Linked DNA regions of Homo sapiens: region 2 is linked to region 1. A link is an interaction called in ENCODE POLR2A ChIA-PET data of the cell type or tissue named here. Cell type or tissue: Panc1. All regions are shown on one strand. Each heading gives the region's core, and the rest is flanking DNA. Links, peaks and the distances in the headings are about the cores only.

The links. ChIA-PET counts read pairs that join two places held together with the same protein. Peaks named below come from ENCODE experiments on the same cell type or tissue, not always from the same donor. Only the 100,000 strongest peaks of a DNase experiment are listed, where the experiment ranks them.
Region 2: POLR2A ChIA-PET joins it to region 1 with 8 read pairs; 2 of 35 experiments call an interaction of 5 or more read pairs at or near these places.

Annotation. Positions count from the first base shown.
Region 1 is chr10:102,887,796-102,890,708 of GRCh38, forward strand. AS3MT (arsenite methyltransferase) reads left to right here. Exons shown (of 11, transcript NM_020682.4): 10 at 2,749-2,883. It overlaps BORCS7-ASMT (BORCS7-ASMT readthrough (NMD candidate)), which reads left to right. Exons shown (of 15, transcript NR_037644.1): 14 at 2,749-2,883. It also overlaps the pseudogene RPL22P17. Among named protein-coding and RNA genes, the nearest start is that of AS3MT, 20 kb to the left of the region's middle. In Panc1, for the core only: no CTCF peak of the experiment used is centred there; no DNase peak of the experiment used is centred there.
Region 2 is chr10:102,779,660-102,782,572 of GRCh38, forward strand. All of the region lies in intron 1 of WBP1L (WW domain binding protein 1 like), which reads left to right. Among named protein-coding and RNA genes, the nearest start is that of WBP1L, 37 kb to the left of the region's middle. RefSeq lists enhancers at 1,292-1,792, 1,793-2,293. In Panc1, for the core only: no CTCF peak of the experiment used is centred there; no DNase peak of the experiment used is centred there; H3K27ac peaks cover 1,928 bases.

The DNA of each region.
Region 1 (2,913 bases), core at 214-2,713:
TTTTATTCAAGAACTCATACCAAATATTCCAGATAAATAAATTTTTATCTTCACCTTCCTCCTCTTCTTTTTCCAGGTTAATCTGGAATTAACGTCATTCATAATAACTCTTTTTGCTGTTAGCAACTACACACAACAAATCACATAGATTATTCTTCAAATATTTTTTGGTGAGATATTTCAAATACCTTTTGGAAAAAGGTACCTCAGAAGTCACAGTGATCTTGCTGTTGCTCCTTTCGATGGTTATAATGCTCCACCAAGATTCCCAGCTTTTCCATTCACTTTAATCCTCTCTTGCAAAAACTGCTCAAAATTGGCAGCATCTATGATTCCATTTTCTACAAGGTGGGTACAGTCAAGAGTGAACATCATAACCTGCTTCTTTTTTTGCCTCTCTTTGCCACAAGCTTTTTCACAGCACTATGCCTCTTAATTGGAGAATTGAGTCCATTTACATTTAGTGTTATTATTGATACATAAAGACTTAACATTTTTTTAAATTGATACATAATTGATGTAGCTATTTTGGGGCGTTCATGTGATAATTTAATACATTCATATAATTTGTAAAGATTAAATTAGTGTAATTGGGATACCTATCACCTTCAATATTTGTCTTTTCTTTTCTTTTTTTTTCTGTGAGATGGAGTTTTGCTTTTTTTGCCCAGGCTGGAGTGCAATGGCGCAATCTCGGCTCACTGCAACCTCCACCTCCCGGGTTCAAGCAATTCTCCTGCCTCAGCCTCCCGAGTAGCTGGGATTACAGGCATGCACCACCATGCTCAGCTAATTTTGTATTTTTAGTAGAGACGGGGTTTTACCATGTTGGTCAGGCTGGTCTCGAACTCCTGACCTCAGGTGATCCACTCGCCCTGGCCTACCAAAGTGCTGGGATTATAGGCATGAGCCACCACACCTGGCCCTGTCTTTTCTTTATGTTGGAAACATTCAAATTATTCTCTTCTAGCTATTTTGAAATATACAATATATTATTGTAAACTAGTCACTTTACTGATATATCAAACACTAGGTCTTATTTCTTTCATCAAACCCTATATATATATATATATATATATATATATATTTTTTTTTTTTTTTTTGAGACGGAGTCTCGCTCTGTCTCGCTCTGTCGCCCAGGCTAGAGTGCAGTGGCACAATCTCGGCCCACTGCAAGCTCCGCCTCCCGGGTTCATGCCATTCTCCTGCCTCAGCGCCCCGAGTAGCTGGGACTACAGGTGCCTGCCACCATGCCCGGCTAATTTTTTGTATTTTTAGTAGAGACGGGGTTTTACCATGTTAGCCAGGATGGTCTCAATCTCCTGACCTTGTGATCCACCCACCTCGGCCTCCCAAAGTGCTGGGATTACAGGCTTGAGCCACCGTGCCCGGCCAAACCCTATATTTATAACCATTAATCAACTTCTCTTTATCTCCCCCATTCTGTACCCTTTCTGGCCTTTGGTAACTATCAATATACTCTCTATCTTAATGAGTTCCACTTTTTTTAGCTTCCACATATCAGTGAGAACATATGATATTTGTCTTTCTGTGTTTGCCTTATTTCTCTTAACATGACCTGCAGTTCCATGCATCTTGCTGCAAATGACAGGATTTCCTTCTGTTTTAAAATCTGAATAGTATTCCATTGTGTATATATGCCACGTTTTCCTCATCCATTCATCCATTGCTGGATGCTTAGGTTGATTCCATATCTTGGTTATTGTGATTAATGCTGCAGTCAACATTAGGAGTGCAGATATTTCCCTGACATACTGATTTCATTTCATTCCCTTCCCTTCCCCTGCCTGTCTGCCTGCCTTCCTTCCTTCCTTCCTTCCTTCCTTCCTTTCTTCCTTCCTTCCTTCCCTTCCTCCCTCCACCCCCCCCGCCCCTTTCAGATGGAATCTGGCTCTGTCGCCCAGGCTGGAGTGCAGTGGCGCAATCTCAGCTCACTACAACCTCCGCCTCCTGGGTTCAAGCAATTCTTCTGCCTCAGCCTCCCGAGTAGCTGGGATTACGGGCATGTGCCGCCATACCCAGCTAATTTTTTTGTATTTTTAGTAGAGGCAGGGTTTTACCATATTGGCCAGGCTGGTCTCGAACTCCTGACCTCATGATCCACCTGCCTCAGCCTCCCAAAGTGCTGGGATTACATAGGTGTGAGCCACCGTACACAGCCAGTTTCATTTTCTTTTCTTTTTTTTTTTTTTTTGAGACGGAGTCTCGCTCTGTTGCCCAGGCTGGAGTGCTGGAGTGCAGTGGCACGATCTCGGCTCACTGCAAGCTCCACCTCCCGGGTTCACACCATTCTCCTGCCTCAGCCTCCCAAGTAGCTGGGACAACAGGCGCCTGCCACTATGTCCGGCTAATTTTTTGTATTTTTTTAGTAGAGATGGGGTTTCACTGTGTTAGCCAGGATGGTCTCGATCTCCTGACCTTGTGATCGGCCCACCTCGGCCTCCCAGAGTGCTGGGATTACAGGTGTGAGCCACCGCGCCTGGCCCATTTTCTTTAGATATATACCCAAGTAGGGGGATTGCTGGGTCATATAGTAGTTCTATTTTTAATTTTTTGAGGAATCTCCATACTGTTTCCCATAATGGCTGTACTAATTTAAATTCCCACCAACAGTGTGTAAGGATTAGTGCTGGTGAGGATGTGGAGAAAACGATACTTCTGGGCATTTTTTCTTCTATTGAGACTAAAGTTGCAACTCTTAGTATTTTTTTTTATACTACCCTTTAGGAAGGTGAAATTGTTGAAGTGGATGAAGAAACAGCAGCTATCTTGAAGAATTCAAGATTTGCTCAAGATTTTCTGATCAGACCAATTGGAGAGAAGTTGCCAACATCTGGAGGCTGTTCTGCTTTGGAGTTAAAGGTTAGTTTGGCTTTCACTACCTGAGAGAAC
Region 2 (2,913 bases), core at 92-2,591, 110 kb before region 1:
AGTTCCCCAGGTGTTTCTGATCCCGGTTGTTTCCGGCCACACTTTGAGAGACTGTCCTCCAGAGCTGGGCGGCATGGAAATAATTACAAGCCAGCATGCTGAGACTACAACAGAGGAACGCCCAGGGACTGGGAGAGCAGAGCGTGGGGGCAGGTATCTGAATCAGGCTAGGAGAGGCTTTCCTGAGAAGCCGATATCTGATCTGACTCTTGAAGGATGAGGAGGAGAGTTTACCAGACATGTGAGTTGGGGAAAGAGCATTCCGGACAGATCAGGTTGGGAGAGTTGTTTTTGTTTTCTTCTGCAGATGACAAGGGAAGCTGTCATTCATCTCTTGAGTCTTGGCATTGAATTTGCCTGGGGCAAGATAAGGACCTTAGTTCACCAGGTATGGGTGTCTTTTATGGGTACCAAGAAGGAGGAAGACCTCAGGGCCCTTCTTTCTAATAATGAGCATGGCATGATTTCAGTGTCTGTAAAGGGCAGATAAACTGTAGGATTTATTAGTTCTTTCATGCAAGGGACAGTTAGACAGCTCATGGAAGCTACAGTGTTGACTAAAAAAAATGCTTTTTGTGCTTAGATGAGCCAGAGCTCAGAAGAAGATAGTCACCTGGTGAACTTTTTGGGTATGGCACTATATACCAAATTTTAGATATAACAAACAATTAGGCATGCTATCCCTTTATTATCTGACAAGATCAGAAAATAGGTTTTCTGGTTAAGAGAAATTCCATTATGTGTACCTAACAAAGGGATTACTAATTTTCGGAGAACAGTATTGCAACAGAATGTTCTTAGTCATGATTTGAACGAATTCTATTTCATGTTTATCCAGAAGATATTGATTGGGTAATGTCGAAGGTTTCTTAGGAGCAACACTCAGCATCTGAAAAGTCCTGTGCACCTGTTCTACCCAAAGCATGTTGTGGATACAAAGAGGTATAAACTCCATCCCTGCCCTCAAGGGGTTTACAGTCAGCTAGGGAAAGTAGAATAAGTGCACAGGTAATGAGGACATTCTGCAGGTGGTAGCAAATGACACTAGAAAAGAATAGAATGCCGCAGTTCAGAGGTGTGAAGAGGCAACCCTTCTGCAGGTGGCCCTTCCCACAGTCCAATCCAGTAGTATCAGTTGTTGCACTATAGGTGCTAGGTGTGTGGAAGGACCAGTGGGTGGTAAGTTCTAGTTGATGGAATGCAGGCTAGATCCATTAAGACACTAATTTTACATCTTGCACCTTGGAATATTGCCTTTCTCAGTGGGAAAGACCCATTGTCCTCCAAGTTGTCCACACCAGTGAGATGGGATGATCCCTGATACTGGAAATGAATAATACCCATCAAAGCCCTCTTAGGGTCCCTTTTCCAGGTTGGAATTTGTCATGGAAAGAGGCACAGGGGGCAACTCCTGGCCCAAGGGGCTGTTTGTATTTTTGAAAGGGTGAGCTGGTCCCTGGGCTGATGCCGAATGTGACAAGGCAACTAGAATGTTGCATGGTACTTACTCCCTGGGCATAGGAAGTGGCTTTAGAGTCTCACAAGGAGAGCAGTGGAAAGGCTGTGTGATAGCCAGCTAAAGCTGCAGGGTGGAGCCATGACTGTGGAGAGGGAAGGGGGGGAATTGCCGGCTTCCAATTTAACCCCTCAACTGCTGAATGTTAGCCAGCATTGACTTGGGGTATTTATTATTTCACCACAGCGGCCACCCATGAGGGAGGAGGTCTTATCTCCTTTTTGCTGTAAGGAAACTGAAACCCAGGGAGAAGTTATCTGTTCCAGAACCCAGGGCTAATGTGTGGCAGGAGGGGCCTGGAGTACAAGTCTTCTTGGTGTCTGTCTGCCCCTGCCCGTTGCTCTGGCTTGGTACCCATATCCACAGTCCACTGCAGGCCTCCTCCTCCCTGCCTGCTCTGTGCACAGCAGAGGACCGAATGTTGACTACCAGTTGCTGTTACCCTCGGGCCCAACCTCTTTCCACCAGGTTGAGGACAAATTAAGCAAGATCTTGCTTGGAAGGAAACTAGCTGTATATAGCAGCAAACACCAAGGTGACACTTGTTTGTGCTACCAAAAGTTGAAGCCAGAATCCTTATCTAAACTGATTTGTGAAAGTCTTGTGACAGCTCCACAGAACACCTCATTTCCCTACTGTCACCACAGGTGAGAAAGGTGGTGCTTACGCAAGCCCTTTCAGGTTAATTTTTTTTGGGGGGGGTGGGGGGAGGGATGGAGTCTCGCTCTTGCTCTGTCACCCAGACTGGAGTGCAGTGGCGCCATCTTGGCTTACTACAACTTCTGCCTCCCAGGTTCAAGGAATTCTCGTGCCTCAGCCTCCCAAGTAGCTGGTAGCACCTGCCACCATGCCCAGCTAATTTTTCTATTTTTAGGAAAGATGGAGTTTCACCATGTTGGCCAGGTTGGTCTGAAACTCCTGACCTCAGGTGATGCACCTGCCACGGCCTGTCAAAGTGCTGGGATTACAGGTGTGAGCAACTGTGCCTGGCCTCGGGTTAATTTTTGAACCCCCAACCATCTCTGTTGAAAGAAGCTGCTTTTTTTTTTTTTTTTTTTTTTTTGAGGAACGTGGCTTGTTTTTCATTGCATCTCTGTTATCAGAGCAAAGAGAAAGTGTACTGGACAGTAACTTAGTGGAAAAGAGGACTGTGCCTGCTGATTTTGAAACATTATCCAGGATGGAGCCAAAGAAAACAGTCACTTCCTCCAGTGATAGCCCATGAGTTTGACCCGCCCCCTCCCACCCCTTTTCCATGAAGAGGTAAATTTTAGTCCAGGAAAACAGAATACTTTGGGGCTATTTAAAAAAATGCTTTGAAATCCCTTCTTCTGCCCTAATTCCTTAGCACTAGTAAGATACTAGTTTCTTACCTCTTCCTCTCTAGGGCTTCTTGA